Regions from separate parts of the Homo sapiens genome. Here region 1 is linked to region 2. A link is a loop called in an ENCODE intact Hi-C map of the cell type or tissue named here. Cell type or tissue: prostate gland. All regions are shown on one strand. Each heading gives the region's core, and the rest is flanking DNA. Links, peaks and the distances in the headings are about the cores only. Region 1 overlaps APOL5 (apolipoprotein L5). Region 2 holds the start of LOC284912 (a long non-coding RNA gene).

Region 1 (15,355 bases), core at 3,993-11,992, 88 kb after region 2:
ATTCAGCAGGGACTGGACTGTGCCTCTCTCAGGGCTATAGATGATAGGCACTGGACAGAATGAGCGTTCACTTGCTCCCAAGTTAAAAATGTTATCAATTAACATGGCCCCGATTGTCTTGGTGCCTATCATTGTGTTGTTGGATGATTCTCAGAAGACTTTTGTGACTTAACGAAATGGGAAAAGTTCCCTTATCCCCCTTGCACAGTATAAAACGGGGTGTGGCTCACTTCTTCGGTGCCCTGCGGCTCAAACCCCTAGGGGGAGCATGCGGACCGGCAGGTCTTGGGGAGCGTGGGCTCCGACCCCACAGCAGCCCCATCTAGGGTTGAGTGTTTGCAGCTCCCGAGCCCCAGTGAGCTTATCGGAAGGACAAAGCAGAGGGTCTAATTTCTGTACTCCAGGGTTCTAACCCTAGTATGCCAGAAAAATTGGATCACACGTGGGCTTGGAGAGTGAGTGCAAGGTTTTATCGAGTGTAGTTCTCAGCAGATGGATGGGGAGCCAGAAAGGGGATGGAGTGGGAAGGTGGTCTTCCCCTGGATTTGGGCCACTCAGCGGTTCTCCTCCAACTGCCTTTGGCTAAATTCCATGTCATTCAGCCGTGGATGACCTGTCAGCATCCGCCGGTGTATTCTTCTTCCTGTGTGTTCCTCTCGATGTCCAGCTACTTGTGTGTGTCTGCCTGTTAGGTGGGGATATGGCGGGCCAGAGTGGTCTTAGAAAATGCAGCATTTGGGAGCGAAAGCAGAAATGCTTGTCCTCACTTAGATCCATGGGCCCAGGCCCGAGGGTGGAACCCTCACCGGGGACCATGCCTTTATGTAAGCAGCACTTCCCTGCCTGCTCCCATATCATTAACGTATAACGTCAACATTTCAAAAGTGCTTTACCAATCTACTTTGCCACTAGAAGCCTAAGCGATTTCCAGTTTTATTGCATCCTAGTCAACCTTGGGCATTCCCATGGTTTGTTTGTTTAAAATCATTAGACAAAAATCATGTGACATTTCTGAGACATTAAGATTTTTGTTGTATTCTTTTTTTTTTCTAATTCTCCAATATTGTAATTAGACAGCCAACTTTCCCGGAGCACTGTTATGTCTTTTCGGGCTGAGATGACTCAAGAAGAAATGTCCCTGATCCTTGTCCATCTCCAGGCTTGGGAGAAGGTTGTAAAGAAATGTGGCTTCGAAAGGTAATCTACGGAGGTGAGGTCTGGGGGAAGTCCCCAGAACCTGAGTTCCGTGAGGGCAGAGAACAGGCTGTTATGCTTATGGCCACAATCCCAGCATCCAAAACAGTGTCTGTCACAGACCCAGCACTCAATGAGTATTTGGGTTTTGTTTTGTTTTGAGACAGAGTCTCTTCTCTGTTGCCCAGGTTGGAGTGCAGTGGCACGATCTCGGCTCACTGCAACCTCTGCCTCCCAGGTTCAAGTGATTCTCCTGCCTCAGCCTCACGAGTAGCTGGGATTACAGGCGCCCGCCACCACGCCCGGCTAATTTTTATATTTTTTGTAGAGATGGAGTTTCCCCATGTTGGCCAGGCTGGTCTTGAACTCCTGATCTCAAATGCTCCACCCGCCTCGGCCTCCCAATGTGCTGGGATTAGAGGTGTGAGCCACCGTGCCCAGCTGTCAATAAGTATTTGAATGAAGGAATAAAATCTGATTGTTAATATCCAGATCTGTAGCCACCTTCATAGGATGAAACATACAAATGGGTTCCAACCAAGTTGGCTGAAGTGTTGCTCATGTTGTCTCATGTGCAATTGGAGATATGCAAAAAAGATAAAATGTACACATCCGCATAAAAAATATCTTAGTAAAAAAAATGTAAAACCTTTGGTAAGGGCAGGCACGGTGGCTCACGCTTGAAATCCTAGCACTTTGGGAGGCCAAGGTGGGCGGATCGCTTGAGGTCAGGAGTTCAAGGACAGATTGGCCAACATGGTGAAACGTCATTTCCACTAAAAATACAGAAATTAGCTAGGTGTGGTGGAGCATGCCTGTAATCCCAGCTACATGGGAGGCTGAGGCAGGAGAATTGCTTGAACCCGGGAGGCGGAGGTTGCAGTGAGCCAAGATTGCACCACTACTGCACTCTAGCCTGGGCGACAGAGCAGGGCTTCATTTAAAAAAAAAAAATCCTTTGGTAATGGTAAGTACATTGGTATACTGATAGATGCCCAGACACATGGCTTAGAGGGCAATGGAATCCTAGAAGCAGAATTTGCTGGTTTTCTCCCAATCCAGGAATATTCCTTCCTGGGTCTGCCTTCACCCTTTCCCAACCCATGATAATGTCTGAGTCTTGCCTTGAGATCCAAGCTCCTGGGACTTCCCTTTCCGTTGCCTTGGCCTGGGCATTCAGACTCTCCCACAGAGCTCAGCTGCAGCAATAGACTCACAACAAACTCTGCTGCCTAACAGAGGTTGCACTTAACTCTTGCCAAAGTGTCCATAAGGTTCTCTAAAGTGGGTTGCAATGCTCCCGCAATTTATAGCAACCAAATGCCTAAAGATAAAATCTTCATGCGTCATGCAAATGGGTTGCCTGCGCTTTCAGACACAGGTACAGTTATTGACTTCTCTGTGTCCTTGGCCCAGCCTCCCTCTACTGTTCTCTCTCCCACCTCCACTGTCAAGATTTCCCCCCAGTGCTCCCGTTAAGTCTGAGAAAGCTCCCCAAAAAAGGCATTGACTTTTCAGGCACAGGCACAGCCATTTTTCTTATCCGTGTCCTTGACTTTGGCTACTGGCCAATGCATGCTGCATGGACTGGAGTTAACAGGGGCCCTTCCTATGTGCTTGTACAATGTTAACCTCTCCTCCTTTGGTAAAGGGAAAGGGATGATTTTTCCTATCTTGGGGAAAATCAGCCAGTGGTTGAGGCAGACTAGAGGCTTCAGGAAATGGAGTCTCCCTCTGTCGCCCAGGCTGGAGTGCAGTGGCGCGATCTCGGCTCACTGCAACCTCTGCCTCCCAGGTTCACGTGATTCTCCTGCCTCAGCCTTCCGAGTAGCTGGGACTACAGGTGCCCGCCACCACACCTGGATAATTTTTGTATTTTTAGTAGACAGGGTTTCACCACGTTGGCCAGGCTGGTCTCGAACTCCTGACCTCAAGTGATTTGGCTGCCTAGGCCTCCCAAAGTGCTGGGATTACAGGCATGAGCCACTGCGCCCGGCCCTAGGTTCTTACCCTAACTCCACCACTAACTCAATTGTAATCAGGGAATGTCCCTCCTTTTTGGAGCTGGTTTGCTTCTCTATAAATAAGGGACTGGGCTCATTGATGGCAAAAATGTGGCAGAATACTATTTATCTTCTGTGTTGTGCCTAGAGGGCACCCACTAGGTCACAGCAGCACTCTTTCCCAAAGAGCCTAGATGTGTCACCGTGATTCTCCCGTGCTTTAGACACCCTCACTAACAATAGCGGGGAGGTTATGCCTCTTTGCCATCTGTGTACAAGGCGATCTGGAAGGGCCTTCCAGCTCTAACATCTCATAGTTCTAAAACTTAGGTTGGAGAGGGGGCACTGAACTCCTAGGTTTACAGAGATGTTCACCTTAAGCCCTGATGAAGTCTTTTCTTAAAAGAGTGACTTGAAGATGAGGAAGGATGTCAGAAGGCCCCTCCCGCTTCCTCCAGGAGGGAGGAGGGAGGGACCCAGGGCTGGTCCACTTGAGGCTGCTGATGGCCTTGGCTAAGGAGCAGAGGATTCTAAGGCTGTTGTCAACAGTTCCTTTGAGGCCGTGGGGTTCCTTGGTCCAAGTACAGTTTGCCCACAGCCTTGCATCCTTTCCCATAGATCCTCTCTCACTATCCATCAAACCCAAGCCAAGTCTCTTGTAGATGCTCAATTAGGAGACAGGCCAGAACCAGCCTAAGGGATATACAAGTCAAACCCTGTTACGTGCTGTAGAAAGTCACACATACAGTCCATAGTTCAGCAATACACACGCTGGAAACCCCAAATTCCATAAGAAAATGGTACTTAAGAACAGTGATTCTCAAAGGTCTTGCAGAACTCTGAAGTTCCAGATACTGAGCCAAAATGATTCAACAGGAAAATTGAATGGTGATTCTTTTTTCGAACTACAGGAAAAGTTTGAGTGGAGAGGATTTTCCCAGTTGTGCCTTTTTTCCCTTTTCCTCACTTTTTCTTAAGATTTACAAGCTCCCCCCACTTGCCTGTTAACAAGCGGCCAGAGTAGATCTCACTATTTCTAAGTGTGACCACACTTTTGTTAAAAATCTACTTTGGGTTGGGCGTGATGGCTCATGCCAGTAATCCCAAAACTTTGGGAGGCCGAGGGGAGGTGAATCACTTGAGGTCAGGAGTTGGAGAGCAGCCTGGCCAACATGGCAAAACCCTGTCGCTACTAAAAACACAAAAATTAGCCCGACATGGTGGTGCATCATGCCCGGCTACTCGGGAGGCTGAGGCAGAAGAATGGCTTGAACTCTGGAGGCGGAGGTTGCAGTGAGCCGAGATCGCGCCACTGCACTCCAGCCCGGGCAATAGAGTGAGACTCCATCTCAAAACAAACAAAAAAATTCTACTTTGTTTTCAAAATATTCAACACTGTCCCACTGAATGACAGTGAGCCCTCTCCCGTGGAAGGGGGATTTGTGGTTGTCTTCTTGGAGATCCCCAAACTTTTGCTTTGGAAATGTAGACTCTTTTACTAATTTTTAAAAATTATCATACATGCATTTGACACAAAAGTTAAGAGGAACAAAAGGGCAAATAGTAAAAAGTAAGTGTCGCTAGGTGTGGTTGCATGCGCCTGTAGTCCCAGCTGCTGGAGAAGATGACTTGAACCCAGGAGTTCGAGGCCAGCCTGGGCAATATAGTGAAGCCCTGTCTCAAAAAAAAAAAAAAAAATGGGTCTCCTTAAATCCTGTTTCCCGATGTCCCAGGTTCCCTGCCCAGAAGCAACCACAATTTTCAAGCAACCACCTTTTTTTTTTTTTTAAAGAAAAAGAAAGAAGATCAAAGCATCTGCTCCATACACTCTTGGTACTGTTTTTTAATCAAATTGGTGACAACTTGTTATATATGTATACATTATAAATGTATGCATGTATGTATATCTTTATTAGGAAAAGACTTGGTGACCAAAGTCAGTAAAGCTTTTAAGTTACATTTTATTCATCACATCAGTATCCACATACATTTATTTTATTTTTATTTTATTTTATTTTTTTGAGACGGAGTTTCACTCTGTTGCCCAGGCTGGAGTGCTATGGCGCGATCTCGGCTCACTGCAACCTCCCCGCCTCCTAGGTTCAAGTGATTCTCCTGCCTCAGCCTCCTGAGTAGCTGGGACTACAGGCGCCCACTACCGTGCCTGGCTAATTTTTGTATGTTTAGTAGAGACGGGATTTCACCAAGTTGGTCAGGCTGGTCTTGACCTCCTGACCTCAGGTGACCCACCCGCCTCGGTGTCCCAAAGTGCTGAGATTACAGGCGTGAGCCACCGTGCCCGGCCTTGTATCCACATACATTTAGAAGAGAGCTGTTTGTGGATGAATGGAATAGTAAGCCATCAGCCTAGGCCTGCATAGGGGTAGTTTGAACTGTGCTCCTGCTAAAAACACACGGCCACCCCCACCCAGGGCTCCAGGCCAGAGTGGACCTTCTGTCTGTCTGTCTGTCTGCTGCCCACATTGTAATAGCCCAGTGGGTTCATTTTGCCCTCTGCCCAGATAGAGTTGATTTATCAAGACAGGGGAATTGCAATAAAGAGTTTAATTCATGCAGAGCCAGATGAATGGGAGACTGGAGTTTTATTATTACTCAAGTCGGTTTCTCCAAAAATTCGAGGACTGGGTTTTTTGTTTTGTTTTTTTGTTTTGTTTTTTTAGATGAACTCTTGCTCTGTCACCCAGGCCGGAGTGCAGTGGCGCTATTTCGGCTCACTGCAACCTCCACTTCCCTGGTTCAAGCGACTCTCCTGCCTCAGCTTCCCGAGTAGCTTGGACTACACCACACCCGGCTAACTTTTGTATTTTTAGTAGAGATGGGGTTTCACCATATTGGCCAGGCTGGTTTTGAACTCCTGACCCTGTGATCCGCTCGCCTGGGCCTCCCAAAATGCTGGGATTACAGGCGTGAGCCACCGCGCCTGGCCAGGACTGGTTTTTTTTTTTAAAGGATAATTTGGTGGGTAAGGGTCCAGGGAGTGAGGAGTACTGATCGCTGGGGTTGAAGCTGAAATCATAGGATGTCGAAGTCGCCCTCTTGCGCTGAGCGGGTTCCTGGGTAGAGGCCACAAGACCAGATGAGCCAGTTAATCAGTCTGGGTGGCGACAGCTGAGCCATTGAGTGCAGGGTCTGAAAAATATCTCGAGCACTCATGTTAGGTTTTACAATAGTGATGTTATCTCGAGGAGCAATTGGGGAGGTTTAGAATCTTGTGGCCTCTGGCTGAATAACACCTAAACTATAATTTCTAATCTTGTGGCCAGTTTTTTAGTCCTATAAAGGCAGTCTGGTCCCTAGGCAAGAAGGGGGTTTGTTTCTGGGAAAGGGCTGTTATCATCTTTGTTTCAAAGTTAAACTATAAACTAAGTTCTTCCCAAAGTTAGTTCAGCTTATGCCCAGAAGAATGAACGAGAACAGCTTGGAGGTTAGAAGCAAGATGAAGCCGGTTAGGTCAGACCCCTTTCACTGCTGTAATTTCCCCACTGTTAGAATTTTTGCAAAGGTGGTTTCGACATTGTACCTCGATTCTCAGGGCTCTGCCTCCTGCACACATTTTAGTGCTCAGATTGCCTAGATGTCTTTAGCCTCACTCGTGAACCTGTGCCAGAGTTGGAAAATTAACAATTTGATGTCAACTGTCCACAGTGATGAGGCTGGTATGCTGTCCTACTTTCTGTTTGAAGAGCTGATGCGATGTGACAAAGATTCCATGCCAGATGGAAATCTGTCAGAGGAGGAAAAATTGTTTCTCTCATATTTTCCTTTGCACAAGTTTGAGCTAGAACAGAACATCAAAGAACTTAACACCCTTGCGGACCAAGTTGACACCACTCACGAGTTGCTTACCAAGACCAGCCTGGTGGCCAGCTCTTCCGGGGCTGTTTCTGGGGTCATGAACATCCTGGGTTTGGCCCTAGCACCTGTGACAGCAGGAGGCAGTCTCATGCTCTCAGCAACTGGGACAGGGTTGGGGGCAGCAGCTGCCATCACCAACATAGTAACAAATGTCTTAGAAAATAGAAGCAATTCAGCAGCAAGAGACAAAGCCAGCCGACTGGGGCCTCTGACAACATCACATGAGGCTTTCGGAGGAATAAATTGGTCTGAAATCGAGGCTGCTGGCTTTTGTGTTAATAAGTGTGTAAAAGCTATCCAGGGCATCAAGGATCTTCATGCCTACCAGATGGCCAAATCCAACTCTGGCTTCATGGCTATGGTCAAGAATTTTGTGGCCAAGAGACACATCCCTTTCTGGACGGCTAGAGGGGTGCAGAGAGCCTTTGAGGGCACAACTCTGGCCATGACCAATGGTGCCTGGGTGATGGGTGCTGCTGGGGCTGGCTTCTTACTTATGAAAGACATGAGCAGCTTCCTGCAGAGCTGGAAGCACCTGGAGGATGGGGCAAGGACGGAGACAGCAGAGGAACTGAGAGCACTTGCTAAGAAGCTGGAGCAGGAGCTGGACCGGCTCACCCAGCACCACCGGCACCTGCCGCAGAAGGCGAGCCAGACCTGTTCCAGCTCCCGGGGCAGGGCTGTTCGAGGATCCCGTGTGGTTAAACCAGAAGGTAGGAAGGCAGCGAATAACACGGACGTGGTCTTGCTCTTCTAAAAGCTTACCATGAGGGTGGGGGGCGACGAATGCTAAACGGACACATCAGTGCATAACTACAGCTGCCCCTTCTGCAAAGAGAGGACTTGCCGCACACCCCTGACATTAACTAGGCGCCCTCTGTTCTTCCCAGAATTGCGTTCTGTTCTCTCAAAGCCCTGACCATAAATAACCATAAATTCTTGAAATCCCATATTTGTGTGTTTGTGGGGGTGCTCCCTGTCTGCCTCTCCTGTGGTCTGCAGGCTCTGGCAGGGAAGGATAATTTGGCGGATAGGGGTCCAGGGAGTGAGCAGTGCTGGTTGCTGGGACTGGAGATGACATCATAGGAAGTCGAAGTCGCCCTCTTGCGCTGAGCCGGTTCCTGGGTAGAGGCCACAAGATCAGATGAGCCAGTTTATCAGTCTGGGTGGCGACAGCTGAGCCATTGTGTCCCTCTTGTCCATACCAGTATCCCCAGCACCTAGCAGTGCTTGGCACATAGCCAGTGTGCCGGAAATACGTGTTGAATGACGTGAATGTGGCATTGCGTGATAAAAACGGCACTTCAAATGAGTTGGGAAAGGATTTTTATTTGAAAAGTAGTTTACATTTCTAGACTCTCCTATGTAGAGAAATTAAATTCCTAGATATAAAAACTGAAACAAGAAAACTGCTACCAAAAAATAAAGGAGAATTTCGAGATTCATCTTTAATAGAATGACGCGGTAGCAAGGTCACAACCTGAAACCCGGGAAAAGGACACATAAGTGTTTGCCGAAGATGTGAAGGCTCAAATGTTCATTCACTCATTGTCCATTCAACAGATTTTCATTAAGTGGGGCCTGTGATGGGCCGAGGACTTAGGAGGTGGCTCCAAATGTGTCTGCATGTTGGAATTATCTGGAAACTGCAAAAAATACTGATGAGTGGGTGGGTCCCACCCCCAGGGACTGGGCTTTATTTGGTCTGGGATATGACCTGGATTTTAGACCTTTTTTTTGTTTTTTATTTTTTATTTTTTGAGACGGAGTCTCGCTCTGTTGCCCAGGCTGGAGTGCAGTGGCGCCATCTTGGCTCACTGCAAGCTCCGCCTCCCGGGTTCACGCCATTCTCCTGCCTCAATCCCCCGAGTAGCTGGGACTACAGGCGCCCGCCACGACGCCTGGCTAATTTTTTGTATTTTTAGTAGAGACAGGGTTTCACCGTGTTAGCCAGGATGGTCTCGATCTCCTGACCTCGTGATCCACCCGCCTCAGCCTCCCAAAGGGCTGGGATTACAGGCGTGAGCAACCGCGCCCGGCCGACTTTAGACATTTTTAAAGATCTCCAGGTAATTCTGCGGTGCCGCCAAGTTTGGGACCCACTGCCCTGGGGCGGGAGGGGTTTTCTTCTTCTCAAAGCCAATAGAAATTTGCTCTCTGGGGACATATTTGAGCTTCTGAACGTCCAGGGGCAGATCTCTTTCTTGGAAGTTGTAAGACACAGGGACTCATGTTCCACAGGGTCTCGCTCACCTCTCCCCTGGCCTGTTGTGGAGCACCAGCCTAGGCTGGGCCCTGGCGTGGCACTGAGGACACCAAAGAGGACAGTCTCTGCCCCAAGGATGCTTGGCCACCAGCCAGCCCCACCAGCACCAGCAAGAAAGGGGAGACAGGCCCCGGGAAGACACCGACAATGAGAAGAGGTAAGTGGGACGCAAGGAAGCCAGGAGCTGTGGGAACCCCTGACAGTGAAGTAACCCCTCCTTGGGTGGGTGGGCTTCAGGGAAAGAGAGGGAGGGCCTAACGGGGACAGAGGTTGTTGCTACCTTTCCATCCGGCCACCTGCCACGCCACCTGGTGCCTTTGCCAGTCAGTGAGATCACTGAGCTCTCTCTGTACTTCCTGCCAGATGGGCCATTCGTTCATTCATGAAGTTAATCAATGCACAAATCTCAATTGGGCACACCTCTGTGCCGGGCATCATGCCAGACCTAGCAGTGAATAAGACAGAAAAGTACTAGGTGTGCAAAGTGAAGAATGACCTCGCCCAGCCCTGTAATATGTGGGAGCTCAAGTGAACCCACTGTGGGATCCCTAAGATGCTGCAGAAGTGAGTAAACTATTTCCTTTCTTTTTTTTTTTTATACCCTAGTTGGTCACCCTGTCACCACTGAACCTTGATTTAACAGAGGCAAAATGCAAGTCTTCCCTGAAGAATACTGGGGGTAGGGAAACTTCTAGTGGCAATGATAAAACCAGCAGCAATGATAATAGAAGGCAAACTTGCAATGGTCTGTGGTAACCCCTGGGGACTCCAGAAATACCTGGGGTGGAAGATAAATTTGCAAGAGACCAGGCTTTTTTGTGTGTACAGATGGAATTGGAGGCCAAGAAGACCTACGTGTTCATGTTAATTAAGACTGGAGCCGGGACACATTCCAAACTCATGGATTTTCCAAATTGTATGTAACTACATAGTACCTTTATAATGAAAATGAAAAAAGTTTTAAACTATCACCTGCCACTCCTCCCCCTCTTCCCTCCTGTCATCTGTCATGACTCTGCAAGTCAACACCTTTGCATGGAGACTGTTGCTCAAGCTAAGATCCATTCTCCATTTCCAGGGCCCTGCAATGACAAGTTAATGATTTGAGAAAAGCTGTTATTGAGAGAAAACTATCCCTTTACTGTAGCATAATTTATAATCATGAAAAATATGGAGCCATTAAAATGTTCTAACACTAGGGAACTGGTTACATACAAAATATTCATCCACTTGATAAAACACTACATAGCTGTCAGAAATGATGCTCACTCAATGACTGGGTTAACGTGGAAAATGTTGATTGTATTATTAGGTGGAAAAGAGCAAGGACTTTCTTACCTTTTACCTAAGGGGAAACACATCTCTCAAACTTGTGTGTAGGAAAACAAAACCCCTTAAAGGAATACAGCAAGGTCACAATGCAGCTGTTTATTTAGAGGTAAATTTGGTGATTCCTTCCCCTCTTCTTTCTGCCTTTCTGTGTTTTTCAAGTTTTCAGTTATGCACATTACAGTTTTATAAAATAGAAGGAATATAGATAATAAATATTTACATCAAATCTAAAATAAAATGTTTAAAAAGAGGACAAACTCAGCCGGGTGCGGAGGCTCACGTCTGTAATCCCAGCACTTTGGGAAGCCGAGGTGGGCAGATTACGAGATCAGGAGATTGAGACCAGCCTGGCCAACGTGGTGAAACTCCATCTCTACTAAAAAATACAAAAAATTAGCTGGGTGTGGTGGCGGGTGCCTGTAGTCCCAGCTACTCACGAGGCTGAGGCAGGAGAATCGCTTGAACCCAGGAGGTAGAGGTTGCAGTGAGCCGAGATCGTGCCACTGCACTCCAACCTGGCAACAGAGGGAGACTCCATCTCAAAAGAAAAAAAAAAAAGAGGTTGGGCGCGGTGGCTCACGCCTGTAATCCCAGCACTTTGGGAGGCCGAGGCAGGCAGATCACGAGGTCAGGAGATTGAGACCATCCTGGCTAACACGGTGGAACACTGTCTCTACTAAAAATACAAAAAATGAGCTGGGCGTCATGGCGGGCACCTGTAGTCCCAGCTACTCGGGAGGCTGAGGCAGGAGAATCGCTTGAACCCGGGAGGCAGAGGCTGCAGTGAGCTGAGGTCGCGCCACTGCAGTCCAGCCTGGGTGACAGAGCAAGGCTCTGTCTCGAAACAACAACAACAACCAAAAAGGACAACCTCATAGTCAGCGGGTCTTCATTTATTAATAGCTTTGTTAGTTGCTTGAGTGCATGCAGACTCCTTCTCATCACAGAACAAGGCAACAGTGGAAGAATGGGTGTTTCCACAGAAGACCACCCCATGGTTGTTAGCAATGGCTGGAAAGCGTAGGGAGCCTCCAGCCCATCTGTCCATCCACCCATCCATCCATCCAAAACCAAAAAGGCATTGTTCTAGGCACTGGGGAAAAGCAGTAAACAAAATGAATCCTGCCTTCACGAAGTTTTCATTCTCAAGGTGGAGGCAGGGGAACACGGAAAAGAAACACAGTAAATCAGTGTTACGGTGTATTATAAAGTAATGAGTGTTGGGGAGAAAAATAAGTTTGGGAAGGAGTTATACAGAATTGTTGGATGGGGCAGGAGCACAGTTTCAAATAGGATCATCGGGGCATGCCTCTCTGAGAGGCTGATCTTCCAGCAAAGACGTGAAGGAGGTGAGGGTGTCTGGGAGAAGAGCATTCCAGATGGAGGGAGCAGCAAGGGCAAACACCTGCTTGCGACGTTCAGGGGGCCGCAGGTGGGGCGCCGTGCCGGGAACAGAGGGAGGCGGGGGAATGGGAAGGGAGGGTAGGAGAGGAGGCTGGAGAGAGAGCTGGAGGCCAAAAGTGCAGGGTCTTAGAGCTACAGTAAGGATTTGGGCTTGTACTCTGAGTGAGGCGGGGACACATGGGGGATTTCAGGCAGTGGAGTTACCTAATGGCTTAGATTTTAGGAGGATCACTCTGGCTGCTGTGCTGAGAGGAGACCGCAAGACAAGGCGATGCCAGGGATATCTGTTAGCAAATGTTGGAAACAACCCTCTGGAGAGGGGATGGTGACCTGAACCAGTGTGGTGGCAACAGAGGTGGTGAGAAGTGGTCAGATTTTGGATCTGTTCTGAAGGGAGAGCCCACAGGATTTGTTCATGGACTGGACCTGTGGTGTGAGGGAAAGAAGAGCCAGGATAACGGGGGGTTGTGGCCTGAGCAACTGGCGGGATGGAGCTGTTGGCACCTGAAATGGACAGGTGGGAGCCGGAGTGGGGTGAGAGCAAGGTGCTCAGGATGGACGTGTCACGTTTGTGATGCCCAAAGACACATGCAAGGGGAGGTGCTGAGTAGGTGATGAGATCCATGCATCCGATTCAAGATGTGGGGTCTCCAACAACAAATTAGTCGGAGATACAAATTTGTAAATAGATGGTATGTAAAACCGTAAGAGTGGGTAAGATTATCAAAAGAGTGAACACAGGTCCGAGAAATATGTCGAAGGCCAGCCCCTGGGCACCCCAGCTTGAAGAGAATGTGGAGAGCGGGGGAACCCTCAAAGGAGACTGAGAAGGAAGCAGCCACTGAGGGAAGAGGGGCACCAGGAGTGGGTGTCCAGGAAACCAAGTGAGGAAAGCCTGAAAGTGCAGAAGTGATACACCAGACCAGTGCTGCGGACAGGTCAAGGACAGGAGAATCGATCTGATTTAGCAACATGAAGACCACTGATGGCCTCGATGAGAGCAGTTATGGTGAAGTGGCTGACGACAAAAAGCCTGAATGGAGAAGTTTTAAAAGAAGGCAGAAAGAGGCTGGGCGCGGTGGCTCACGCCTGTAATCCCAGCACTTTGGGAGGCCGAGCTGGGCGGATCATTTGAGGTCAGGAGTTCGAGACCAGCCTGGCCAACATGGTGAAACGCTGTTTCTACTAAAAATACAAAATTTAACCAGGTGTGGTGGCAGGCGCCTGTAATCCCAGCTACTTGGGAGGCTGAGGCGGGAGAATCCCTTGAACCCAAGAGGCGGAGGTTGCAGTGAGCCAAGATTGCGCCACTGCACTCCAGCCTGGGCCACAGAGCAAGACTCTGTCTCAAAAAAAAAAAAAAAAAAAGAAAGAAAAAAGAAAAAAAAGCAGAAAGTACAGTGTTTTGGAGGGGTTTTGCTGGAGGAAGAAGTGAGGTCAGAAAAGGGAAAAAAATTAAAGATGGAAGAAATACTAGCATGGTTCTGTGCTGATGGGGATGATCCAATAAGGAAGAGAGGGTGGAGGAAACTCCCGGGGAATGTCCCCCACCCTTTCAGCTCCCAGTGCCCGTGTTGGATGCAGCCTGCACTGGAACCCTGTCTCCAGACCTGACATCCTGGCGGTACCATCCCAGCTCCATCCCACTTCCCAAGCAGCCTCTGCAGCATGGTTTTTAGAGATACATGGCAACGTACCAATAAAATCTGATATATGACATTCTGTAGGTAAGTTCTCCTTTTCACACCAGGAGCTCAGCGTGGATGTGTTAAGAATACCCTCCTAGGGAAACTCCTGCTGTATCCCCGACCAGCCACAAGATTCATTTCAGGCAGGGCGCAGTGGCTCATGCCTATAATCCCAACACTTTGGGAGTCCGAGGCGGAAGGATCGCTTGAGCTCAGGAGTTGCCCAGCTGGTCTCAGACACGGTGAAAGCCCATCTCTTTTAAAAATACAAAAATTAGCCAGGTGTGGTGGTGCATGCCTGTGGTCCCAGCTACTCAGGAGGCTGAGGTAGGAGGATCGCTTGAGCCTAGGAGGTTCAGGCTGCAGTGAGCTGAGATTGCACCACTGCACTCCAGCCTGCCCAGAAACTCCTTGATCCCTGTTCCCCTCCCCGACAAAAAGGGAAGAAGAAATATTCACTGAAAGTTTGCTATGCATTAGGAACTCTGCTAAGTGTTTTCCCAACTTTACCAAATGACAGATGGCAAATAGTTTTGGAAAACTTAGCACTTTCTAGACACTGTGCTGAGTACTTTACACGTCCTGTCTTATCTCATCCTTGCAAAACACTGCTACAGTAGGAACATTTATTGACTGAAGTTTATAGACAAGGACTCTAGGGTGCAGAGCTGTTAAGTATTAATAAGTTGCTCAAGGTCATCCACCTAGCAGGTGGCAAATCTGAGTTAGAACCCTTCAACTCTTGGTTCCTTGCTCTTAACAATTAGCCTGCACTGCCTTGGTTATCCTGAGGTCGCACCACTAAAGCACGGAAGGGCTGAAATTCACACATGCCTGTGCTTGTAGGCCTAAGGGAGAAATTTGAAGTTTGAGCCTGAGCAAGTGTTGCCAATGCTGGCAACACTTACTCTTAAAATGATTTGGAGATTAATATTTTCCACACACACACATCAAAATTAATAGTTACATTCAGTCTGCACTTGGCAGGGATTTTTCACAAGCATTGATCCAAATTCTCCCAGATTTGTGTAAGGCAAGGGTCAGCAGTGCGTGGGCCAAACCAGGCCTACCACCTGTTTCTTAAAGTTTTATTGGAAGATTACCAGGTCCTCCACTGATTGTCTGCAGCTGCTTTTGTGCTACAGTGGCCAAGTTGAGAAGCTGTGACAGAGACCGAAAGGCCTGTGCAACCTAAAATATTTACCATCTGGTGACATTCAGAAACAGCGGGTTGACCCCTGGTCCAAAGCATTCAAGACAAGCAACTTTTGAGTATCTAGAATTCTGGCTTTCAAAATGAGAAATTGCTGTCTGTGAGCCGGGAAACCAATTTCCGAACCTAGAAGGAACCAGGGGGCGATGGTGTTTCTGTGAGAGCACTTTGCACACTTGCCTCCTTTCTGTCACAGGGCCAGGCAGCCCTCAAGCGAGTAAGGTGAAAGGTTGGAGGTAGGTTCAGTGCTGACCTCAAGAGAGGCCTGGCGCTGGGCAGTCTACCCTGTCCCTCCCCACAGAGCTCACTGCCTCACTTTCCACCTGGCCTCTTTCTCCTCCCGCAGACCAGTTCTCTCTGCACTACTCATCGGCTTACC
Region 2 (15,355 bases), core at 3,173-11,172:
ATCTATCTTGCGTTGCCATTGCTCAGTTCAGGGCCAAGTTCATGACAATGCCAGCCTCACCACCACCACTTGGGGCGCCACACCCTAAGCACATACCACTGGCCTGTCTGGGTCCAGTAGCTTTGAGTCCTTTATAAGCAGTGGCTCATTTAGTCCTCATGACCATCTTAACTAGGAGGTACTTGGTAATAATTGCTGAATAAAGGAAATGCCTTCCACCCAGGACAGGTGAATAATGGATGGAAAAGTGCTTTGTAAACTGTAAAGCAGGCTACTTGTGAGGATGCAAACACTTAGGACCCCTTCCCCAAGGGCCTAGGATTCTGTTCTACTTTCGGCTTGGCTGTTACCTTGGGAGGAATGCACCCTGTGTTCTAGAATTTTCCCTCCACATGTCCCTCTTTCAAAATGTAGCTGTCTTGGTGTTCGAGACCAGCCTGGCCAACATGATGAAACCCTGTCTCTACTAAAAATATAAAAATTAGTTGGGGGTGGGCCAGTCACGGTGGCTCATACCGTTAATCCCAGCACTTTGGGAAGCCAAGGCGGGTGGATCACCTGAGGTCAGGAGTTCGAGACCAGCCCAGCCAACTAAAGTAGAGACAGCCCGTCTCTACTAAAAATACAAAAAATTAACTGGGCGTGGTGGCGGCACCTGTAGTCCCAGCCACTCAGGAGGGTGAGGCAGGAGAATCACTTGAACCCAGGAGACAGAGGTTGCAGTGAGCTGAGATGGCGCCATTGCACTCCAGGCTGGGTGACAAGAGTGAAATCCATCTCAAAAAAAAAAAAAAAAAAAAAAATTAGCCAGCCTTGGTGATGCACACCTGTAATCCCAGCACTTTGGGAGGCCGAGGTGGGCGGATCACCTGAGGTCAGGAGTTTGAGACCAGCCTGGCCAACATAATGAAACCCTGTCTCTACTAAAAATACAAAAATTAGCCAGGCGTGGTGGTGCCCACCTGTAGTCTCATCTACTCGGGAGGCTGAGGCAAGAGAATCGTGGAGGCGGAGGTTTCGGTGAGCTGAGATTGTGCCACTGCACTCTAGTCAGGACAACAGAGTGAGACTCGGTCTCAAAAAAAAAAAGTAACTGTCTTGTGTATCATTTTTCCTCACAGTTTGTCTTAGTAGTAACTGAGGGAAATTCACCCTTCTCCCGCCCCTGACCTGAGGAATTTTCTTTCAACAAAGGCCAGGAAAGGCTTGATATTCAGCCCCAGAGGAAGGACCCTTTACTCCTATTCTGCTGTAGACTGGACTCCCTGACACTCTGGCATTATGCCCTGTGGACTCATCTGCTTCCACCCTCCCCAGCTGTGCAAAGCCCATGCACTGAGGGCCTCCCCACGGGGCACCTTCTCCAAGGAGGCTCCCCAAGATCCCCAGCTCCAAGTAGACGTCTCCCTGCAGGCCCCATCCCCTTCTTCCTGGCAGGATACTAACTATGGCCCTTGTCATAGCTCTGTGGGAGGAAACACTGTCTTTATTCATTGATTGATGGATGCAGTAATTCATTCATGAATTCACTCAGCGATACCTATTGAGTACCTCTTCTGTATCAGGCATGACAGCCACAGTGCAAACATAGTGGCCAGCACATAGTAGGGGAACAAACACTGACTGAATTTCAGGTGCCAAAGCCAACATGTGGGGGAGATATTTGGAGACTAGGGGTCTCTTTCTACTCTGCTAATATACACACTGCCTGGGTGGGTGAAAGGCAGTGTTGCTTTTCAGTTTATAATGAAGGAAGGAAGGGAGAAATGAGAGGAGAGGGAGAGAGAGAGAGCGCATGTGTGTGTGTGGGGGGGTGCGTGTGTGCGTGTGTGTGCGTGCATGTGTCTGTGCATGTTTGTGTGCGTGTGTGCATGTGTAAGTGTGTGTGCGTGTGTCCATGTATGTGAGTGTGTGCGTGTGTCAGTGTGTGCGTGTGTCCATGTATGTGAGTGCGTGTGTCAGTGTGTGTGCGTGTGTGAGTGTGTGTGCGTGTGTAAGTGCGTGTGTGCGTGTGTGTTAGTGTGTGTGCATGTGTGCTTGTGTTCACACGTGTGTGCATGTGAGCCCGTGTGTGCAAGAGTGTGTGCGTGTGTGTGTGCGTATGTGTGAGAGTGTGTGTGTGTGCAGTGTGCCTGGACGTGCTTATGTAAGCATGTGCCTGGGATCATGGATGTGTCTCTCTAAGGGTGTGGCGCCCAGATCTTCAAGGATGTGGAGAATCACTCCGTTTGCTGAAGAAGGGAGTACTAGCTACGGGGAAGAAGACAAATACATACACAGCAGGGTGAAAACTTGAACAGGGTTCAGGGCAGGGAGTGGCTGAATCATAGGGTGCAGAGCGGTAAGAGATGGATGGTGATGCTAGACAGGTGGGCAGGATCCAGTTGTAGAAAGCTCTGACATCATGGCCAAATCCTAACCACCCTCTAAGCCCTGACACAAAGGACACGCCCTCCAGGAAGCCCTCTGTTGTTGTCTTTTGTTGTGTCTGTTTCACCAGCACCCTCCCCTTCTTCCCTATTAGGAACTTGCTGCATTTGGCTCGCCCTGCCTCTTGACCACAGTGACTTTGCTTCTGAACTGAAGTTCAGAGATGGACACATGGTCAAGCCAGACAAAGCCGAATCTTCCCTGAGACTTTTCTGATAGAGTTCTTGGAAGGACGTTGCCATGTAGCAAGGATGTGAGTTTGGGATTGCAGGTGGCCCCTGGCCTGAAGAACCAAATCAAACAGAGACAGGGGACAGCCAAGAGGTTCAGCAAGATGGAGCCCTGATGATTTTTTCTAAATCACAGGACCCAGCTCTACCTAAAGCCAACTGCACTCTGGACCTTCCTGCTAAATCATTCGTTCATTCAACAAATAGCTATTGAAGCCAGGCGCAGTGGCTCACACCTGCAATCCTAGCACTTTGGAACGGCGAGGTGGGTGGATCACTTGAGGTCAGGAGTTCGAGAGCAGCCTGGCCAACATGGTGAAACCCCGTCTCTACTAAAAATACAAAAATTAGCTGGAAATCGCTTAAACCCGGGAGGCAGAGGTTGCAGTGAGCCGAGATCATGCCATTGCACTCCAGCCTGGGCAACAGAGCGAGACTCCATCTCAAAAAGACAAACCAAAACAAATAGCTATTGAATGACTACTACATTCATCAGAAATCTCTGGAGAAACAGAACCAATAGGAGAGTTAGGTAGATCGATTTATTATAAGGAATGGCTCACGTGATTGTGGGCTGAGAAGTTCCATAGCCTGCCATTTGCAAGCTGGAGACCCAGGAAAGTCAGTGTTATAATTCAGCCAGAGTCTGAAGGTCTGAGTATCCTGGGAGTAGATGGGGTAAAGCCCAGTCTGAGGACAGAAGACAAATGTTCCAGCTCAGGCAGTGAGGCAGAGAGCAAATTCCCCTTCCTCCACCCTTTTGTGTGATTCAGGTCCTCAGTGATTGGATGATACCTGCTCACGTGGTGGAGACCATCTGCTTTACTCAGTCTACTAATGCAAATGCTAATCTCTTCCAGAAACCTCCTCACAGACACAGCCAGAAATAATGTCCAACAAAATATGTGGGCATCCCAAAGCCCAGTCAAGTTGACACATAAAGTTAAATACCACACCTACTGTGTGCAAGGCACAGTCCTAAATAGTAAAAATACAGCAGTTAAAAAAAAAGTCAAAGATCCAACCAAATGGAGCTTACACAATAGTACGAGGGGATGGATAGAAACACAATAAATAAGATAAATAATAAAAATAGAAAGCATGTTAGATGATAAATCCTATGGAGAAAAATAAAGCAATAAAGTAGAGAAGAAGCATAGAGAATGTTGAGCAGAGAGTGGGAGATTCTTTTTTTTGAGACAGAGTGAAACTCTGTCTCAAAAATGGAATCTCACTCTGTCGCCCAGGCGGGGGTGCAGTGGCATGATCTCGGCTCGCTGCAACCTCTGCATCCTGGGTTCAAGCAATTCTCCTGCCTCAGCCTCCTGATTAGCTAGGACTACAGGCATGCACCACCCCACCTAATTTTTGTATTTTTAGTAGAGATGGGGTTTTGCCATGTTCCCAGGCTGGTCTCAAACTCCTGGCCTCACGTAATCCACCTGCCTTGACCTCCCAAAGTGCTGGGATTACAGGCGTGAGCCCCCACACCCGGCCCTTACTTTTTATTTATTTATTGGAGACAGAATCTCACTCTGTCACCCAGGCTGAATTGTTCAGCAGCACAATCTCTGCTCACTGCAGCCTCAGCCTCCTGGGCTTCAGCAATTTTCCCACCCCAGCCTCCCAAGTAGCTGGGACCACAGGCACATGCCACCATGCCCAGCTAATTTTTGTATTTTTTATAGAGACAGGGTTTCACCATGTTGCCCAGGCTGATTTTTAATTCCTGTGTTCAAGTAATCCAGCTGCCTCAGACTTCTCAAAGCGCTAAGATTACAGGAGTGAGCCACTGCGTCTGGCTTAAAATGTACTTTAAAATTTAATTTAAATGTATTTGATAAAGATTTGATAAAGATTCAGTGAGATAAAGGAAATATTTGATAAAGATTCAAAGAGATAAAGGAGAGAACTACAGAAATACCTTGCGGGGTGGGGGGAAAGCATTTCAACAGAGGGAATAGCAAATATAAAGAAAGGCCCTGACGTAAAAGTATGTCTTACTTATTCAAGGTACAGTCACATTCCATGAGCCAAAAGTGATTTCTGTCACTTGCAATCAAAACATTCCTACCAGCCGGGCATGGTGGCTCATGCCTGTAATCCCAGCACTTTGAGAGGCTGAGGCCGGCAGATGTCCTGAGGTTGGGAGTTCGAGACCAGCCTGACCAACATGGAGAAACCTCATCGCTACTAAAAATACAAAATTAGCCAGGTGTGTGGCGCATGCCTGTAATCCCACCTACTCAGGAAGCTGAGGCAGGAGAATTGCTTGAACCCAGGAGGCAGAGGTTGCAGCGAGCCGAGATCGCACCATTGCACTCCAGCCTGGGCAACAAGAGCGAAACTCCATCTCAAAAAAACACAAAACAACAAAAACAACAAAAACATTCCTACTAATATAGTTTCCCTGATCACCCCTCAAGAAGCAGACCCTCTTCCCTCCCTCCCAGCTGCCTGCTATCTGTGCCCCTGGCCACATTTACTATCAGTGCTTCACACAGCTGCCTTTATTTCAAATCATTTGTTATTGAGAAACATCATTAAACACCTACTATGTGCAGCATGCATGCTCACAGCCTGACATCGATACTGTCTCCCATTTATGAGTGCCATCAGGAAAGTTCAGAAAGGCTCATTTTTCCCAGGGCCACAGTCCCAGCAAAGGGCAGAGTTGGGATGCAAACCCAGGCTTGTCCAAGCCCAAAACCCACATTTGCAGACTTGGCATCCCAGCTCCATCTCAAGTTGAAGACACTGGGCATATGTTCTGGAAGAATGTCAACTTCTCCTTTGGAACTCAGGTGCAATTCAAGCCTGTAAGGAAAGCAATGCTTTCAATAACAAAGCTTCGGCCAAACAGTACAGCAATCGCTTTACACACAGCAGCTCATTTCATTTCATAAAGCCCTTGTAAGGCAAGGTTTGCTATGTGCATTTTCAGGTGAAGAAACGGAGGCTCTGATGACCCTGCTGCAACCTCACCTGACTGGTCTGTGCGGCTCCTTGTTCCCACGGGTTCTTAATCCCCTCCTCTGAGTCCTGCAAAGCACTTTGCATGGGGCTAGGCTTTGCTCTCAGCAGCCCTTGCTCTCACCAGAGCACCCCCCGAGCTGAAATCCCTGAAGCCCAGAAGCCCCTCTGCAGAGCCAATGCAGTCCCTAGAAAAGATGCTGGCTCAGATGGAATCTTAACCCTGGCTCCCTGTCCCAGTGGGAGATCTGAGCTTCCTGGGGGTGGCCCTGTCAGAGCTGACATCCCACCCACCCTGCTCTGTCCCCTGCAGTTCCTGAGGGGCTCATCCTTCCCTATGTTTGAGTTTCCATCCTCCCACCCCACCCTAAGGCAGCCAGGCCACTCCCCGAGACTGGGAGCCCACTCCAGCCTGGGAAGCCTGGGTTTAGGTGCAGAAGGTGCGTCAAGCTGGAGCTGGAAATGCAGTGATCTTGTGCAGGCTTTGGCTTCTCCACTCACTTGTGAGCCTCAGGGTGGGGGCCAAGTTCAGTCTCTTAGTTGCTCCTCTACCCAACAGGAGGCTTCCTGACCTCATCAATGCTCTCAGAGACAGTGCATTAGTTTACCAGGGCCGCTGTAACAAACGACCACAGCTTCGTGACTTAGAACAATAGAGATTTATTCTCTCATAAGTGTGGTGGCCGAAAGCCTGAAATCAAGGTATAGCAGGGTTGGCCCTGCTGGAGGCTCTGAGACAGAATGTGCTCCATTCCTCCTTTAGTGTTTGGTGGCTGCTGACAATTCTTGGCTTGCAGCTGCGTCATTTCAGGCTCTGCCCCCATCTTCACATGGCCCTCCTCCCTGTGTGTCTCTGTGTGCTCTCCTTTTCTGTCTCTTTTAAGGACATTTTCATTGGATTTGTTCTTAAATCAGGGATGATTCCATCTCAAGATCCTTAATTACATCGGCAAAGACCCTGTTTCCAAGTAAACTCACATTCACAGGTGAAGGGGATTAGGACTTGGACATCACGTTTTGGGGTCACTCTTCAACCCACTGTAAATGGGAAAACGCAGGCTCAGAGCAGAATGGATTTGCTCAGGAGCCACGGTACATTTGGGCAGCCGAAGGACTGCCCTGCTCTCCCGACGCTGGACCAGTGCTCTGCCTCCAGCCCCGCACTGCCCCGGGTTTCCAAGACTCTCTGGGAATGTGTTCAGTGAAAAAAACATCTGGAGACTGTCTGTGCTCAAGAGTAACTGGGAATGTCATCATGGGAGGGAGTTTCCTTTCCCGGATGGCTCGGTGCCTGGGGCCCTGGCTGGCGTGCAGGCCTCACTCTGGTGAATAGGCCATGTCACACCCTGATCACAGAGTCGCTGCTCTCGTCCACTGCTCTGCAGAGGCCAGAGTCAGCCCCAGACGCAATGAGAATGGTGAGAGGACTGAGGTCCCCCTGCTCTCTGGGTCACTTTCTTCTCGGGAGATGCTTCCTGCTCTCTTTGGTGAGAACAAGAGAACACTGCACAAAATTTAAACTGATTAATTCTGACTCTAAATCCTTGGCTCTTAGAGACTTCACGGCAGTATGGTTAGGATTCTGGCCTCGGAACCCAGTCTGCCTGGGCTCAGGCCCCAGCTCCGACATTTGCTGAACATTTAGTCTTGGGCACAGTTTTCTTCTCCAAGCCTCACTCCTCTCATCGGTAAAACAGGACAATGGCAGACTGACCTTTTAGAGTTATTAAAAGGATTAACCAGCTGGGCACAGTGGCTCACACCTGTAATCCCAGCACTTTGGGAGGCTGAAGTGGGCAGATCACCTGAGGTTGGGAGTTCAAGACCAGCCTGACCAACATGGAGAAACGCCGTCTCTACTAAAAATACAAAATTAGCCAGGAGTGGTGGTGCATGCCTGTAATCCCAGCTACTGGGGAGGCTGAGGCCAGAGAATCGCTTGAACCCGGGAGGCGGAGGTTGCGGTGAGCCAAGATTGCACCATTGCACTCCAGCCTGGGCAATAAGAGCTAAACTCTGTCTCAAAAAATAAATAAATAAAATACATTTTTTAAAAAAATGATTAACCTGAGCACATATAGCAATGATCGCAGAGCCCATAGTAAGACCAGCAAAGATGGCTACTGCTATTGCACCATTCATTATGAGCCTGAGGTATAAATAAAGGCAAGCATCTCTGTAATCAAGTTCATAGGACTCCCAGCCCTCAGCTTATCCTTGCTAGAAGATTCTCTCTTCTCCCCAGCCATCACGCCAGCGCCATTCAGTCCCAGGGCTTTGCTTTTCTGTGCAAATCAGAATTCATGTCCACACCTTAGGGAATGACTACAGACCATGTCAATATTGGTTTGAAGAACTTCTAAGAGGTGGGGAGGGATAGCATTAGGAGATATACCTAATGTTAAATGATGAGTCAATGGGTGCAGCATACCAACATGGCACATGTATACATATGTAACAAACCTGCACATTGTGCACCTGTACCCTAAAACTTAAAGTATAATAATAATAAAAAAAAAAAGAACTTCTAAGAGAAAGAGGTGGAGAGATCAGCTCATCTGATGTCGTCATCTGCATTCAGTGCTGGTCCGCAATGGGAAACAAAAGAGGTATGTTCTTGCCCTAATAAAATAACCTAAGATTAGCCCATAACACCTATCGCCAAGGACAGATGCCTGTTAGGCCCCTTCTTGTCATGTGTGCTCCCCTCTCCATGGCGCTCTGAGCACAGGTCAGTGGTACAGATCTTTGGGGGACAAGCTGCTTGTAGGGGCTATAGGAGCCTTGTCCATCTCAGCATCGATGCAAGACTCCTGCTCTGGTCATCTACAGGGAAGGAGCGAGGGGACTTATTCCCTCTTTTTTTTTTGTCTTTTCTTTTTTTTTTTTTTTGGAGACGGAGTCTCACTCTGTCGCCCAGGCTGGAGTACAGTGGCACGATCTCAGCTCACTGCAACCTCCGCCTCTCGGGTTCAAGCAATTCTCCTGCCTCAGACTCCTGAGTAGCTGGGATTACAGGTGCCCACCACCACCCCCGGCTAATTTTTGTATTTTTAGTAGAGACGGGGTTTCGCGATGTCGGCCAGGCTGGTCTCGAACTCCTGACCTCAGGTGATCTGCCCTCCTTGGCCTCCCAAAGTGCTGGGATTACAGGTGTGACCCACCGCACCCAGCCGACTTCTTCCCCCTTAATTCAGAAGACTTCCTGGCCTCTCTGCAAATTTGCCTTGTCCTTAGACAGTAACCCTTGAGCTCTGCACAGCACAAGATAAGATAGGAATTTGAGTAGTTCTGTGTCAAGTCAAATACTTGCCTTCTTTCCCATGGGATTTTGGAATCTAAGCTTTAAGAATTTTAGAGACTTAAAGAAAAATAATCTTCACCTTAAATGCAGAAACGTGTGGGACCTCCTGGCAGCCCAGATGTGGCTGTCACCAGGCACTGCCTTGAGCCTAACCCTAACCAGCCCTTCTTCAGGGCCACAGTAGAGTATCCAGGCCCACAGTCAGAAGGAGCTGGCAGCATCCCAGGGCCATAGGGAGACCATCCTGACTGGATGCCAGGCAGCAACAACCAAATAAAACCCCATTTGCTTTGTGGCTTCTGCCCTGGTCCCACAACTTGCCAGTGCTTTCTGGCCCATTTGGCCTCTTCCCGGCTCCACACCTCCTCCATTGTCAGATGCTATGGTTTGCCCTCTTGCCCCAAAAACTGCTTCTCCTAAGGACTGGAGCTTGTGTTCTGTCCTACCTGCTTTGCTCATGGAGGACTGCTCAGTTTAGCTGCCAAGCCCCACCCCTCCACAGGCCCCCACCCTCTCTGGGATTCTGGTGCATGCGATTTTCTCCAACTCATTATATTTGAACCAGACCTACTATGAGCTGTGAAATTTAGGTCCCTCGGAGTCAACAAAGGTTCACTGTGCTAGGTGCTAACTGCCAAGGAGAAAAGATGTAGGTCCTGCTCTGATGTCACCTAGCAATGGGTAGAGAGGTGGGAGAGCTTAAGCTCATTGCCACTGAAGCTAAGTCCCTTAGATAAGGCAGGGGGCCAGGATGAGAGTGAGGGAAGACACTGAGAGCAACAGGAGGCAGCCAAAGGACCAGGCAGATGGGGCAGGTCCTTGGTGAAACCCTACCTTCAAGCCAAAACACAGCCTGAAGGCTGAAAGACCAGACTTCTGGTCCTGGATGAAACCCTCAACCCAGAGTGAGAACATCTGTTCCTGTTTGCCCACCCTTTCCCGATTGATTCTTTCTGAATAATGCTTTGTAGCAGTGGAATGTTGCCTTTTCTAATACTACCTACAGCCTGCCCCTCCCCCATTCTAAGCCTATAAAAGACCAGACTCAGCCACAGTGGAGGAACTTTCCTGCCTTTGGATAGGGGGGCCACCCACGTGTCACCTCTCCACTGAAAGCTGTTTCATCACTCAATAAAACTCCCCACCTTGCTCACTCTTCAATTGTCAGTGTATCCTCACTCTTCTTGGGTGCAGGACAAGAACTCGGGAACTGGTACACAAGCCAGACTCAACCACGGTGGGCCGACTGAGCAGGCCATCTCATGCAGCAGGTAGCATGGCCAAGAGAGGCCCAGGTGGGGCATTGCCGGCCAGAGGTCCCCGGCTTGCAAAGTGACCAAGAAAAAATCCTGTGTCAAAACCAATGTATATTTTTTGTGATTGGCCTTCTTGGGATGCAAGGGGCAGTCTGAAAAAACAATCCACAGGGCTGGGGAGCAAATAAGACTTGGATACAAAGCGACAGAGATGCAAAATACTCTTTGAATCATAGCATCTCAGCAAGAATCACAGAATGGTAGATTCTAAGGGTCATAGGATCACAGCCAAGAAAAGGACCTTGACTTATCCAGGGAGATCCCCTTGTTTTGCAGATGTGAAAATGGAGGCTTAGAGAGGGAGGGGCCCTGGTGTTTCAAGGGGAGCCTGCCCTGTCCCACACTCATTCCTGAAGGCTGAGGCTCCTCCTGCTGGAAGACACTCCCTTCTGGAGCATCATGAGGTCACAGGGGATCCCTGGCTAGCCAGCCAGAGCCCAGCTGCCCACACTTGCAGGGGAAACAGCATGTCCATAGCCACAGTGGGAGCAGAACTAGGTCTGCTGCTCCTCAGTGGCCTGGTGGACTTTCATCCCTGGCCACAGCAAGGCTTCCTGGAGCCACAGATTCAGATGGCCTGTGGACTTTCATCCTTGGCCACAGTGAGGCTTCCTGGAGCATGTCCAGCAGTTCCCTATGTACAGACACAAAGCCTCTGGGGGAGATAACACCATCTTCAGCCCAGCAAAGAGGGAGTCCCGATGGTCGTGGAGGGCAATTGCCAGAGGGGCCCATTCTCTGTGATGCATGTGGAGTGATGGGAAGCCCAAGCCTAGAGAGGTTATAGGAAATCCTAACATGGATTCTTCTAGCTGGAGCAGAGTGGCTGCTAAGCCAGGGTACTCAGGGCACCCAGAGGCTCCCACCTTGGAAGACCAGCTGCCAGGAACATGCCACTTCACAAAACGCTATCGGGGGTCTCTGGGCCACATCAGAGGTAGCCAGCCCTTTAATACCTGACACCCCCTCCCCCAGAGAGGGCATTCGCCAGCTGACTCCTACAGAAGAGCACCCCTTTTATTGGGTACCCTTTTTACCTCCCTCCAACCTCATGGCTCAGTGAGGACTTTCTGGATACTAGAATACTGCTTTTGTTATCGGAGAGGTAATGTAACCTGGACTGAGGGATCAGAGAACCAAATAACCCCAGCCACAGAGACCAGTGGGATATGGAACACAGGTTAACCTAGAGAGACCTTTCCAAAGAATTTTCTTACTGGATCTGGTGGGGAAAATGCTCTTGCATCTCCAATCCAGGAACTAGAAGGACATGAATTGTAATAGACTTGAAATTCTCTTCTTTCTGTTATGGAAAAAGCCCACCTGTAGTGGGACAGAATGAGGCTGGAAGAGAGAGAGAGAAAGAGAGAGAGAGACAGCGAGAGAGCTACAGTGGGGCTCCTGGTCCCTGAACCTGGAGCTGCCTGAAACCTTCTGGGTTTTCCTTTGATTCTGTGAACAGGTCAGTAGCTCTCGAGCATTCTATCTGTGACCCATTTCACAGTGCAATCCATAACACACACACACACACACACACACACGTAAGTGTGTGCATCATCACTATATGGACATAATTTCCATGAAACACTACTTATACCCTTATTATGTATGATATACTCTGATATTTTTTACTTTATCTCATTTCATTTTCTTTCTTTCTGTCTGTCTTTTTTTTTTTTTTTGAGATGGTCTGTCTCCCAGGCTGGAGTGCAGTGGCACAATCTCGATCACAGCTCACTGCAGGCTCAACCTCCTGGGCTCAAGTGATCCTCCCACCTCAGCACCCCCCATCCCCCATCCCCTCAACACACACACCAGTCTCTAGGACCATAGGCGCACCACCACACCCGGCTAATTTTTGCATTTTTTTGTGGAGACAAGGTTTCACCATGTTACCCAAACTGGTCTGACTCCTAGGCTCAGGCAATCCTCCAGCCTCAGCCTCCTAAAATGCTGGGATTACAGGCATGAGCCACCATGTCCAACCTCATTTCCCTTTATTATTTCTTGAGACCCACTAAGCTGATTTCATGACACTGTAAATTGTGACTTGCAGTATAAGAACAACCAAGCTGGATAAATGGCTTCCTTGTTTTTGCTTACACTGCTCCAAGATGATGTGTCACTTGCAACCTGCTAACCAAAATGCCAACTAACCTTGCCTCTTGCACAACCTGTACCTCCTGTTCCAGCCCCTGCCCACCTCCACCCCACCCCTGGCCAGGCTACCACAAGGAGAGCAGTTTGCAAACTCACTGATCATTCAGCCACAGAGCAGAGATGTGGACTTCTGTGATGTGTTTTAGTGCAAAGAACTGGAGGTAGACACATTTGGGTTCTACGCCTAACCCTAGTCATGTCAGACACTGTGATCTTGGATGAGGTCCTTGGACCCATGAACATCAGTCTTGGCAGCTATATATTGGGCTTGTGCTCCCTGCTTCATAGAAGGAGCATATGGATAAAATGCGATGATGAGTGAAATATTCCGAGCACGTGCTCCACATGTAACATTCTGCACATGGAAGTTCCCATCCCTCCAACCCAGGATGCCAGACATCTTCATTTTTAATCCAGGGTAGAAAGAAAGAGACATCCCCTCTCTCGCTCTCTCAGATCTCTCATGAAAGATGAATCCTTGGGGCTGGGCGCGGTGACTCATGCCTGTAATCCCAGCACTTTCGGAGGCCGAGGCGGGTGGATCACCTGAGGTCAGAAGTTCAAGACCAGCCTGGTCAACATGGTGAAACCCCGTCTCTACTAAATATACAAAAAAAATAGCCGGGGGTGGTGGTGGGCGCCTGTAATCCCAGCTACTCAGGAGGCTGAGGCAGGAGAATCGCTTGAACCAGGGAGGCGGATGTTGCACTGAGCCGATATCGTGCCATTGCACTCCAGCCTGGGCAACAAGAGTGAAACGTTGTCTCAAAAAAAAAAAAAAAAAAAAAAAGATGAGTCCTGTGTATACAAAAATGGTAATGATGGCCAGAGCACCTGGTGCGTGCATCAACCTTTACCATTGTCAAGATAACTCATTCCGCTGGGCATGATAGCTAACACCTATAATCCCAGAACTTTGGGAGGCCAAGGCGGGTGAATCACCTGAGGTCAGGAGTTCAAGACCAGCCTGGCCAACATGGCAAAACCCCATCTCTACTGAAAATACAAAAATTAGCCAGGCGTATTAGCACATGCCTGTAATCCCAGCTACTTGGAGACTGAGACAGGAGAATTGCTTGAACCTAGGAGGCAGAGGTTGCAGTGAGCCGAGATCGCACCACTGCACTCCAGCCTGGGCGACAGAGCGAGACTGTCTCAAAAAAACAAAACAAAACAAAAAACAAACGAACAAAAACCTTCCTCACAAGAACCCCGGGAAGGAGATGGGATGGAAGTGGGTGAGGGTTAGTTGCTGTACGCCAAGCAACAAGGGTGTGGCCATGCGAGGCCTGGCCCTTTTGGTGGTCCTGGGTTCAAGTTCAGTGCTCCACTCTCCCCTTGTAATGGCTGCTTCCCTGCTTCGCTCTGGCCTGGGCTCCCAGGATCCTGAAACTGCTTCCAGGCAAAGCAATGGAGGCCACGATAGAACTTTTGCTACATTTGGCAAATTGCAGTCTCAGGGCAGCATTTGCTCAAACTCTAGGCAACCTCCGCCTCCTAGGTTCAAACTCTCCCTAAATGCTGTAGCCAGAGAGAAGAAAAGAAATTTCTAGAATCCAAGAATTTCAGGGTCAAAGTGTGCTTCAAGGCCTTTCCCCCATCCCAGGACGGATGGTCCCTGCCTGTGCCAGGGGCCACTGGGCCGAGGCGTGATGAGCTCTCTGGGAGGCAGACAGCCTGAGCCCAGAGTGGGTTGGTTGTGGCTGCAACACAGAAAACCTGCAGCTCCTCAGAGAGGTGCCAAGGCAAACCAGAACCCAGGTGTCCAGGAGCCAGCAATGCCTGCTGGAAGGGTCACAAAGGACCCTCTTTGTGGGCCAGTGGAACCCCAGAGGGCCAGCACAAGCCCCTGCCCCCAGGTGCCATCTCCGAGGCATGCAAATTTCTTTCTTTTTTTTTTTTTTTTTTTTTGAGACAGGGTCTTGCTCTGTCACCCAGACTGGAGTGCAGTGGTGCAATCTCAGCTCACTGCAGCCTCAATGAGAGGCAAACTTTTCAGAAAACATAAAAAGCCCTGATAGAAAATTTGAACTTAAATTGCCTGAACATTCACCCCCAAATGAGAGACTTTACCCAAAGATGTGTGTGTGTGTGTGTGTGTGTGTGTGTTTGTTTGTTTGTTTTTTTGAGACAGAGTCTCGCTCTGTCGCCCAGGCTGGAGTGCAGTGGCACAATCTCGGCTCACTGCAACCTCCACCTCCCAGGTTCAAGCGATTCTCCTGCCTCAGCCTCCCGAGTAGCTGGGATTACAGGTGCCCGCCACCACACATAGCTAATTTTTGTATTTTTAGTAGAGACAGGGTTTCACCATGTTGGTCAGGCTGGCCTCAAACTCCTGACCTCAAGCGATCCACCTGCCTCAGCCTCCCAAAGTGCTGGCATTACAGGCGTGAGCCACCGCGCCCGGTCCGAGAGTGTGTTTTAAATCACAAGAGACTAAGGGGCCTTCAGGCAAGTTTGTTTCTTTTCAGCAGGTCTTGGGTCCCTTGAGGGAAGGGAAGTGGACTCTAGGAAATTAAGCGACTCCCTACTTTTGTTCATCTGAGCTATAGGGTGGATGTTTTCTGTCCCCTTACATAAGCAGCACTTCCTGCATTTGGCTACAGAACATTTTTCTCACATGGCATCTCTTGGGGCGATTGTTTCACAAGAGCCCTGGTGGTAAACACTGCCCCCATCCAATGGCCGGTCTGGCCCCTGAGACTCCCAGGACCGAGCAGTGACCACAACATCTGGGTCCGTTGCCAGGGAAAACAACAGGCAGGCCTGGGATGGCTCAGCGGCCCCAGCCAGGCAGCCAAGTCCTCCTCAAGGTCAGGCTGTGTTTAGCGTGTTCCCCAAGTGTGGGAGGCCAGGAGCAGGGGTGGGTTGTGGAATCCGGGATGCCACGGTTGGAAAGGCCCCTACAAGACCCAACTCAGCAGCCCTTAACCCCTCATTCC

Evidence for each region. A loop is a pair of places that touch in the nucleus more often than their neighbours do. Peaks named below come from ENCODE experiments on the same cell type or tissue, not always from the same donor. Only the 100,000 strongest peaks of a DNase experiment are listed, where the experiment ranks them.
Region 1: a loop joins it to region 2, with 2.6 times the contacts of the local background. A loop is called at or near these places in 30 of 110 quality-filtered maps.

The regions. Positions count from the first base shown.
Region 1 is chr22:35,719,409-35,734,763 of GRCh38, forward strand. It overlaps APOL5 (apolipoprotein L5), which reads left to right. Exons shown (of 5, transcript NM_030642.1): 2 at 1,160-1,246; 3 at 6,803-7,786; 4 at 9,315-9,496; 5 at 9,946-10,075. The coding sequence ends at 9,490. Among named protein-coding and RNA genes, the nearest start is that of APOL5, 9.2 kb to the left of the region's middle. In prostate gland, for the core only: no CTCF peak of the experiment used is centred there; no DNase peak of the experiment used is centred there.
Region 2 is chr22:35,631,732-35,647,086 of GRCh38, forward strand. LOC284912 (a long non-coding RNA gene) reads right to left here and starts at 6,203. Exons shown (of 4, transcript XR_001755514.1): 1 at 6,135-6,203; 2 at 5,216-5,477. RefSeq lists enhancers at 2,427-2,556, 6,371-6,872, 6,873-7,372. In prostate gland, for the core only: no CTCF peak of the experiment used is centred there; a DNase peak (open chromatin) is centred at 6,925; H3K27ac peaks cover 1,438 bases.